2 separate regions of the Homo sapiens genome follow, and region 2 is linked to region 1. The links are chromatin loops, found by intact Hi-C in ENCODE. Cell type or tissue: PC-3. All regions are shown on one strand. Each heading gives the region's core, and the rest is flanking DNA. Links, peaks and the distances in the headings are about the cores only.

Evidence for each region. A loop is a pair of places that touch in the nucleus more often than their neighbours do. Peaks named below come from ENCODE experiments on the same cell type or tissue, not always from the same donor. Only the 100,000 strongest peaks of a DNase experiment are listed, where the experiment ranks them.
Region 2: it touches region 1 in a loop (4-fold over the local background); 1 of 110 quality-filtered maps calls a loop at or near these places.

What each region holds. Positions count from the first base shown.
Region 1 is chr19:43,314,001-43,319,375 of GRCh38, forward strand. No RefSeq gene overlaps it. Among named protein-coding and RNA genes, the nearest start is that of LINC03078, 15 kb to the right of the region's middle. In PC-3, for the core only: CTCF peaks have their summits at 2,904 (motif pointing left) and 3,104; a DNase peak (open chromatin) is centred at 2,881; H3K4me3 peaks cover 276 bases.
Region 2 is chr19:43,204,910-43,210,284 of GRCh38, forward strand. PSG4 (pregnancy specific beta-1-glycoprotein 4) reads right to left here and starts at 729. Exons shown (of 6, transcript NM_002780.5): 1 at 564-729. The coding sequence starts at 627. In PC-3, for the core only: a CTCF peak has its summit at 2,540; no DNase peak of the experiment used is centred there.

The DNA.
Region 1 (5,375 bases), core at 228-5,227:
GGCTAACCTGTTAAGGGAAGAGACCACCCCTCATATTGTCTTATGCCCAATTTCTACTTCCAAAAGAAAGAAGAAGTAAAAACTAAAAGGCAGAAATGAAATCCACAGGCAGACAGCCCGGCACCGCGCCCTGGGCCTGGTAGTTAAAGATCGACCCCTGACCTAACAGGTTATGTTATCTATAGATTCCAGACATTGTATGGAAAAGCATTATAAAAATCCCTGTCCTGTTCTGTTCTGTTCTGATTACCGCTGCATGCAGCCCCCAGTCACATACCCCCTGCTTGCTCAATCAATCATGAGCCTCTCACACGGACCCCCTTGGAGTTGTGAGCCCTTAAAAGGGACAGAAATTGCTCACTCAGGGAGCTCGGCTCTTGAGAAAGGAGTCTTGCCGATGCTCCCGGCCGAATAAACCCCTTCCTTCTTTAACTAGGTGTCTGAGAAGTTTTGTCTGCTGCTCATCCTGCTACGCTGTAGACCAATACCTAATTTTAACATTAAATCTCTCCGAAGTAGATTAGTTTCTGCTTTAGGAATTAATAGGAATTGAATGTTACTTGATCAGGCTTTATATTTTACCTTGGCACTTTCTAAAATCTTTGCTTTAAATCCTTCCCCTTTTACTCCAGAGACTAACAACTCCTCTGGAGAATATGTTAGCCCAGTTGGGGTAACACATAGGGAGGAGCAAGTAGAGCCTCAGTCGACTAAGAAAGTAATTGACTCATGGTTAGGTCCTACCTTTAAATTTATCAAGGGCTCCTGGTGGGACTCGAGGTAGAAAAGAAAGAGCCCCTGACACCCCCCATTCCTCCTCTTTAAAGGCAGGAATGAGCGGAGGAGCTCCCCCTGTAATCTGTCACTTAGGGCATTATCTCTTAAAGTGGCCTGAGTTTCCACATTTGTAACATCTATCTTGCCCTCCTTTTCTCCCTATTCCGGAACTTCCCTGCCTCTGTCCTTTTTCTTCTCTCTTATGTTTACACCCTTTACAACACTTGCTGTGACTGTTTTCCCTTCAACCTTGATTCTGTCTTCTGTTTTGCATCCCCAGGTCCCAGGGTGTCGGCCGAAATTTTGCTTCTGGCATTGATTGCCCTGGTGAATTTTGCCAAAAGATTTTTGCCTTTTGCTTTTCTTTTTTTCATTTCATCTCTCCTGACATATACTTTCTGTGCTTCCTCTAAAAGCTCTTTGATGGAGCGATTTTTTCATCTTTTTATTTTTTGTAACTTCTTTGCTATATTATGCTATTTGTGACAAAATGCAATTTTAGCATCCCTTGTCCTGGGGGGCTATCTAGATCTAAATTAGCATACTTTCTCATTTGCTCTCTTAATCTGTTTAGAAATTGCACAGGCCCTTCATGTTTTTCTTGTTGTACATCAAAGGCCTTAGTAAGATTTTGAGGTCAGGGTGCTGATTCTTTAATCCCTCTAACCGTTAATTCTCGTAAATTTTTATATGGTCTTGGTGGGTTGCATTATTATTATCCCACTGTGGGTCTTGAGTGGGAAATTTAGTATTTGCCACCGGATTATCCTGGCGAGCAGGGTGATCACCTTCCCAGGCTGCCATAGCGGCTGCGTGGATTATGTTTCGCTTCTCTTTTGAGAAGAGGATACCTAGGATCGACATTAACTCCGTCCAGGTATACTACTGGGGACCTAAAAACTGGTCGATCTGTTCTGCCACTCCTTTTGGATCATCTAGCAGGGGCTTGAGCTCCCTCTTTAGGCCTCAGACCTCAGAGGCAGTTAAGGGAGCATTTATAAAGCCAATCGTGCCCTCTCCTTGTGGAACTTTTTTTAGAGGGAAGAGCTGGGAAGTCGATTCTTTAGGAGTGCAAGGAAAAGGAAGATTCTGAATGTCCCTTTTACATTGTTCTATCTCTTTTTGGAGCCCTCTTTTTGAGGAAGGACATTTAGATGGGCAGCAGAGATGATCAAGCCACTGAGGCGGTAATTCCTCGGGAACAGACGCCTCCAAGTCCAGAGTGATCCCTGGAGCGGGTGGGGGGGACGAGACTTCCGCCTGAGGAGGAGGGGAGGCGGGACTTCTGCCGGAGGAGGAGTGGGAGGCGGGAGTTCCATCTGAGGAGGAGAAGGCGGCAGCCATACGGCAGGCAGCAGCAGCGCCGTGGGATTCAGAAACGGGAAGATAATTTAAAGGATCCCACTAACTGCTCTGGGCCTTTGTTTCTGTCTGTTACCGTCTTTAAGTCATTTAAGGGGTAAAGAAGGGCAGGCCCTTGCTGCTAGCATAAGGCATAATCCATTTTTTCTGGGGACATGGGGCTTTGGTTGTTAACATACATTATTAAAAGTTGACAGACCCAATCCTCATCTGAACCAAATTTTGGCCAGAAAATGGCAGGTTTTAAGGTTGGCTCTTGGGTCCAGAGGAAACAGCAATATTTAATCATCTGTTGTTTTCTCTTATATTTAGTCCGCTCATCCTCTTTCCAATATTATAGCATGAATCCTAAGGGACTATCAAAGGAAATTTGATCACTGTCCCCTCCCTTGTTGCCTGGTCTATTTCCTGTCCCAATCCTACTAGAAGCATTTCCCATGTTGAATCCCAGATAGGCCCAATCCCTTGTGCTAGGGATGTTTTGCCTCTTCCTTTCCCAGGAAGGCTGAATCCCCCAGATACCGGGGATGTCTCGTCTGTCCTGTCCTCAAGGCTTAATCTCTCACACCAGAGGTGTTTCACCGATTCTCTTTCCCTGCGAGGTTAACCTTCCTCCGTTTCCCTTTTGGAGGTTCCTTACACTCTTCCCGTTTATGTCCACGCACTCTGTCCAGCAACAAGTTGGTAATCGTGCACACACACTCAGCCTCCCAAAAGCTGACCACCAAGGAAGTACTTTGCTGCCCTCTTGCGGCTTTTCCTACCTTGGCCCATGCACGGCGTTGCCTGGTTACTGTGGGGAGTCCCGCAAGCCTGTCTCTTTCCCCGCGTTGCTGAGAATTCAAGTATATTCCTCTCACCGGGTAGGTCCCGGCTCTCCTCCTGGGGCTGCCGCAACGGGCGGCAGGGCGCCTCCCCACAAGACAGGGCCAAAGACTGTCCCAGAGGGGAATGTTAATCTCGCTGGGGCCTTCAAATTGTTGGTAACGGGTGCTCGGTGTCATAAAGATCAGCACTGAGGCACAGCATCTCTCAGCAAGGCTAGTTTACTTTCTGCAGAAAAAGTGCCGCTCGCCAGCAGTCTTGCCATGAATGCACACACGAACAAAGGAGACAAGGTCATTTATAACCTGATGCATCCACCCTACTGCTGTGTGCGGCTTCCAATGGCTGGAACAGGACCTCACAATTTGTACTTGACTCAAACTACTACAAGTCAAATACAGCAAAAATCCAAAAACCCGAATTTAAAAGTGAACAAAAGACTAAAATACTTCCCAAAGGAAGACACACACATTGCCAGTGAGGACATGCGAGGATTCTCAACATCACTAATACTTACGGATATGCAAATCAAAACCACAGTAATACACCACCTCACACACATTAAAATGGCTTTAATAAAAACAACAACAACATGAAACCACAAGTGTTTTCAAGTAGGTGGAAAAATTAGGGCTCTAGTGCATTGCTGCTGGTGATGGGAAATGTTATAGATGCTGTGGAAAGTGGTATGGCAGTTTCTCAATAAATTAAAGAATTACTACTTGATCCAGCAATTCTACTTCTGGATTCTAGGTTGTGAATGCGTTGATTATCTTTAGTGAACTATAGAAAGTTTTCTTTATCTGGTGAAAATACACTGTAACATAATAACTTAGTAGATAACATGAGCCCTCTTGCATGGGAGAGCTTTTATACAACCAGAACCAGAAAATATGCATTGAAAATAACAATTGAATGAAATCTCATTATAAAATGTTTAAATGGACCAGCAGGTGACCAAGTGTACCTGAAGCTTTGATTGTTTTCCCAGGAATATGGGGCCAAACATTGGTTATAAATTCTTTTAACAATTTATAAGTCACCACACCAATATATTCCATTTGAATATTTTTATCTTTTCCATGATGAGTCATGGAATGCAGAACTTTTAATAATAAAAGCTTTAAGGACTTAGGAAGGACAAGGTGGCCATCCTGGTTCTCCATGAGTCCATGCTTAATTAATATTAGACTCATATCCTCTTGAATCATAGTTTTTCTTCAAATTATGTGCATAGCACTGATAACTGATGGGTTATCATAGGTAATTTGACTTAGACCATGACGTTCATTCAAATTGTATATCTAAGTAATTTTAATGTCAGCTGATGTAGCATGAGTGCTGATTGGTTAGGTAGGAGATGAAATCATGGGAAGTTGAAGCTGTCCTTTTTTGCTGAGTCAGTTCCTGAGTAGAGGTCACAAGATCAAATGACCCATTTTATCGATCTGGGTGGGGCCAGCTCATCCATCCATCAAGTGCAGGGTCTGCCAAATAGCTCAGACAGATCTCAGGAGCAGTTTAGAGAGGGTCAGAATCTTGTAGCCTCCAGCTGCATGACTCTTAAACCGTAATTTCTAATCTTGTGGCTAATTTGTTAGTCCCACAAAGGCAGTCTTGTCCCCAGGCAAGAAGGAGGTTCGTTTTGGGAAAGGGCTGTTATCGTCTTTGTTTTAAACTGTAAACTAAATTCCTATTAAAGTTAGTTCAGCCTATGCCCAGGACCGAACAAGGACAGCTTGGAGGTTAGAAGCAAGACGGTGTTCATTAGGTTAGGTTAGATCTCTTTCACTGTCTCAGTCATAATTTTGCCAAGATAGTTTGAGGAGAATCAAATTTTAAAGAAAGACACATAATAGTGTCACGGCTAGCCTTAAATATTCTCTTGACTAACTTACAGAGCAAAAATCTAGCCTTAAACAAAGTTAAGTTTTTTGTAATCTCAAATGACTTGCTTTAGATCTCCTGAGGCAATAAGGATTAAAGCCACTTCACCATGTCATCCAGTAGTTAAAATTCCACACTTTCACTGTTGCAGCCTGGATTCAATTACAAGTCAGAGAATGAACCGCTTTTGTTACAGGAAAAAGGTCCCAATCCATGCCCAAAGAGAGGATTCTTGGATCTTGCACGAGAAAGAATTCAGGGCAAGTCTGCAGCGCAAAGTAAAAGCAAGTTTATTAAGAAAGTAAAGTAGTGAAAGTACAGCTACTCCATAGTCACAGTAGGATGTTCTTGAAAGTAAGAGGAGGCACACACCCACCCTAGGTACAGTGCTCATATATATGGGGAGATGTACCCTGCTACAAAGGTTTGTGATAAGGATTAATTTTCTTAATTGTGATATTTTGCAAGAATCTAAGTTATTATCTTTAAAGCAAAATTAGGAATCACTTTGTTTTCCAGATATT
Region 2 (5,375 bases), core at 62-5,061, 110 kb before region 1:
TATAGTTATTGTTATCATTTTTCAAAATATGGTGGCCCCTGATGATTAATCAGGAAAACAGAACACTTAAGATTTTCCTACCACTTACCAATTCCGCTTCAATGTGACTTTCCTATTTTGACCCTCTGGTGTATTTTCCCCTATCCAGGCTCCAACAGAGCCTTCTTTCCCTTTTCTTCTTTTTTCTTTTTTTCCTTTTTTCTTTTTTTTTTTTTTGAGACGGAGTCTCGTCCTGTCACCCAGGCTGGTGTGCAGTAGTGCTATCTTGGCTAGCTGCAACTTCTGCCTCGTGGGTGCACGTGATTCTCCTGCCACAGCCTCCTGAGTAGCTATGATTACAGGAGCACACCACTATACCTGGTTAATTTTTTGTGTTTTTAGTAGAGACAGGGCTTCACAGTGTTGGCCAGACTGATCTTGAACTCCTGATCTCCTGATCCACCCAACTCAGCCTCCCAAAGTGCTGGCTTCTTTCATTTTTCAGAACCCCATCCTCTCCAGGAGACCCCATCCAGTCACTCTGCTTCCTCCTCCTGTCCTCTCCCAGGAAGTTCTCTCCTCACCTGTGAGCAGGACCCCCTTCCAGGTGATGCGCTGTGTGCAGGGAGGGGCTGAGAGGGGCCCCATGGTCTCTGCTGCTTGTGTGTTCTCCTCTGTGGAGATAAGCCTAGGATCCAGAAGCTTCCTGAGTACGGCTGTCAGCTGTGCTGTCCTTCCTCCTTCTGTGCTGAGCCTCCTCCCGGGGCAGGAGCATTTCTCAAGCTCGTGGGCGGGGTCAGGCCCAGGACACCTCTCTGTCCCCTCCTCTCTCAGTTCTGCCTCCTTGTCCCTCCTGTTTTTCCTTTTGTCTGTGTTTCAGGTCCCTGGGAATTGTGGAGGCCTCTGCATTTTTCAGCAGTGATTCTTTCACCAAACCTCAACACACACTTTGTGCAGATGCACACACACACACACACACACAGAAGAGACACACACGACCCACATGGTCACACACATACCCTGCAGGTTAGGCAAGCAGAGTCCTGGGCCTCAGCCTCCTGCTGTCCCCATGGCTCTGGGGTAGGGTGCACATTCACGCCCTTTACCCTCTTCCTTCCTCATCTGGCTCTCCCCTTCAGTGCAGGAGCTGCACAAGGTTCCCGTCACAGTGACGTCCCATTGTGCTGTGGGTGAGCTCTGTGTTGTCTGGTAAGAGGGACCCTTCCTTTCTCTAATCGTGTCTAGCTTGGCTGCAGCTTCCAAGGATGAACATTCAGTACCTGGGTTTCCCAGAGGAAACTATCCATCCTGGAGGTGTGCAGGGTGAATCTCTCAGGCCTCTTGGGAGGAGAGGCCTGTGCTGATTGCTCAGTGGGGGCTGTGAATCCCAGAGTCAAAGGGACAGTTCTCGGTCACTCTGTGTCTCCCTGGGGTCTGGCGGCTGAGCTGGAGCTCAGGGTTTCTCATGTTCTCCCTGACCACCTTTGATGTCCTCTCTTCTCTGCCCAGCTGATTGTCCTGTGGTCACCACACCTTCCCCGTGGTGGTGCAGGAGGAAGTGGGGAGTTACCCAGGAACCCCGCGGGACATGGCTTGTTGAGACGCAGGAGGGGGAGCCTGGGACAGAGCAGGGGTTCAGAGCTGGAGAGATTCATCCCGACTTACTCCGTGGCCATGATGGGCTCAGCCCTCCCTGTGCTGACATACCCAGGGGTCTGTCCTGAGGGTTTTGACCTGGCCAAGCTGCTCTCTGTAGAGGAGGAACAGGCAGTGGCCAGAGAGCCTGTCTGGAGGGACCTTGCTCACACCTGAGAGGGCGGGTGGGGGTGAGTTGTGTTCTGGGAGCAAAGAAAAATAACACCCCCCTTCTCCCCACAAGCACACAGGAGAGGTCTGTCTTCCCAAGGGACAGCTGGTGGCAGGTGGCCACATCCCGGATGGTGCCTGTGTGTGACCATCACACGCTCTCTGCGCCCCCTGGGCTGCAGTGGGCAGGCAGGACACAGGGTGCCTGGCTGATTCCCGGGGAGGCTGTGGGCCCTCAGGCAGCCGCTGTTCTGTGTCAGCGCTAGGCTTGGCCTGGGATGCCCCAGAGAACAGGACAGATGGAGCAGGGGCGGGCATTTAGGGAGCAGTGACAGAAAGAGTTGATGAGGATGGAGGGAGGTCACGAGGGGAAAGCGTCCAGTGTGGCGTCGCGTGCACCATCGCTGCCCGGGAGATGCCTTTAGCTGGGCCCAGGGAAGGAGCAGGTGTGTGGGGCAGGAGCTACCTGCAGAGGGAGTGGTGTTAGGTTGGCGGCTGCGGGTCAGGAAGGAGCTGACAGAGTCCGTGTTGGGAGCATGGAGGGCTCTGAAGACTTGGGCCGAAGTGACCCTGGTGAGGGTGGACCCTGCTGGGCTGTGGGTTCCGCTGAGGGAGGTTGGCATCCCCTAGGAAGGCTCCAGGCTGGGAAGGACTCTGTCGCCCTCTGGTGGACAGGGAGGGAAGTGTGAACGGCAGCAATCCCAGGCCAGGCTGCATGTTTTATTCCATGTGGATCTGCACACTTTACATGAGGTCACACATATGTTATGTTACAGCTCCATCACCTTCCAGCCCCTTGAGTCCCAGTCTGTGTGACTCTACGTTCACTGTTCTCCCTCTTTCACAATCAGATGTCCCAAATGCAGATTTTTGTCACCTTCTGTGAGTTTGTGTTTGTGTGCAGTAGGCAGCACTGTGTATACCCTGGGGGCAGTGATGTCTGGGGCTGAGCAGTGCACGTGGGCTTGGGAGCAGAAGAGGGAGCAGCAGGGTGGGAAGATCAATATCGGGGGGCAGGGACAAGTCATTTTCTTTTTCTCACTCCCAGGGACCAGAACCCAGGATTCTGACTCCAGGGCACAGTACCACACCCTGCTGGTGTCCCTGGATGTCATGAGGCTCATAGTGTCATGTTGCCTTGGCATTCATTTTTTAAGATGTAAGTTTATTTGCCTCAAATCAGAGGCAGGGCTTGGTCACCATGGCAGTTTTCAATACTGTATCTGGTTCAAGTGACTCCAGTTGGTGTGCAGAGATAAAATCTTAGAGGCATCTCTCCTGCTTGGTGTGCTGGACTCCCCTCTCTGCAGCTGCTTCTTTAAACTGATAATTCTGACATTCGCCTTCACATTTAAAGTGACCTCCTCTCAGTCACAGCGTGAGCTCCTGGTCCCAGTGTTTGTTGCTTGCTTTGAACACATCCATTAAAGCTCCCTGCTGGAAACCTGTCAGATAACACCCTGGACTTAATAAAGCCTGGGCTCACTGACCTCTGTGTCTGTGGTCTCCAAATGTGCCGAGGGCTCCCTAGTGTCTGTAAGTAGTACAAGAACATACATTTTCACGTTGTGGTTGTATCATTGTAGCCTCACATGCCATCCAGAGCCTGACATTGAGGCTGTCCTATGGGACCTGTGCTGGTTGAGCCCCTGCTGGAGCTCTTGTTTTGGGGCCTCTGGTTCTCCTGGATACAGGAGCTTCCAGCTAACTTGATTGAAAACTGATGCCTTTCATTGAAACACTGGCTCAGATGATGGATTCATGGGCTTCAGCTGCCATAACAAACACCTTAGCCTGGGTGAATTAAATAATAGAAATCTATTTTTCACAGTTCTGTGAATAATGTGCTATTTTAACCACTTTAAAATCCACGATCAAGTGAAATTAACCACATACACCATGTTAAATTACCATCACCACTATTTTCCCTAGAAAATTTTTATCATTTTAAACTGAAACTTTGTATCTTTTAAACAATAACTCTTTGTATGTTCTACTCTAGACCTTGATCATCTCTACTCTGTCTCTATGAATTTGCCTATTCTTGATGTTTCATATAAATGGAATTATACAATGATGTTATTTTGTTTCTGACATATTTCACTTAGCATAATGTTTCCAAAGTCCATGCATGTTCCAGCGGGTGTCAGAGCTTCATTCCTCTTTATGGCAGATTAACATTCTGTTGTATGTGTCACCATATTTATTTATTCATGTGTTGATGAACACTTGGATTGTTTTCATATTTTATCTTTTGTGAATAATGCTGCAATCAACATTCCCATGCAAGTACCTGTTTGAGTCCCTGGATTTAATTTTTTGGGTATATACCTAGGAATGGGTGTTGTTTCAAATGAGAATTCTGTGATTAGCTTTTTGAGAAACAGCAAAACTGTTTCTCCTAGTGGCTGTACCTTTTATATTCTCACCAGCAATGTATGAAGATTTCAAATTCTACATAATACTGCTACTTGTTATTTAACATTTTAAAAGAATGTTAGCCAGTTTTGTAGGTGTGATGTGGTGTCTCCTTGCAGCTTTGACTTTGTATTTTCCTAATGACTATTGATGTTGAGTATCTTTTCATGTCCTTCTTGACTATTTGTATATCTTCTTTGAAGAAATGTCTATTTGAGTCTTTTGCCCATTTATAAATTGGATGATTTGTCCTTTCTTTATTGAGTTGTAGCTAGTTCTTGATATTATCTGGACATGAAAACTGCCTATATGTGGTTTGCAAGTATTTTCTCTCATTCGGTGTCTATTAAATATTTTCTTGATAATTTCCTTTGATGCACAAAAGGCTCACATCTTGATAAAGCCCAATTTATCTTTTTTTCTTGTTACTCATGCTTTTGTATCATATCTAAGAATCCATGGCACATTTGAGGTCATCAGTATGTACCTCTGTGTCTATTTTAAGATGTTTTTATGGTTATAGGTCTTATATTTAACTCACTGATCAATTTTTTAGAGAATTGTTTCATATGGTGGGAGGTAGAGTTATTTAAATTAACTGTTTTGCATGTGGTTATCTAGTTTCTGCACTATCATTTGAAAGAAGAATTGTTAATCCATTAAATTGTCTTGACACCCTCTTCAAAGAGTAATTGATCATAAGTGTGAGGGTTTATTTCTAGACTCTCAATTCTATCCCATTTGTCTTTATGTCCATTCTTTTGCCAGCAGCTTCTGTTTTAATAATTGTACTCCTTTGCGAGGTTTCAAGTAAAGTTCAAGCCTACAATTTATTTTGGCAAGATTATTGTGGCTATTCAGTGTTCCTTTTCTGAAAGGTGGGGAGGCCAATGTTTCACCATTGGGAAAGCCTTTTCTGTCTTCTTCAGGGGGAAATTTGGGAGAACCTTTTAAGAAACTTTATCTAAGTAGGTAAACTCTCACCACTTTATTTGCTGAAGTGCTATGTTAAAGTGTGCATTGCCTCTTGTGGAAGAATTGTGAGACCCTGGAAGCACCTGCCCACGTGGTGAGAGACAGTGAATTCCATGATGAGGGGCAGAGAGGATGTTGTTTTGTGATACAATGTTGTTGGGGAGTTGTATACATCTCTATTTCTTTGTCTCTGTACA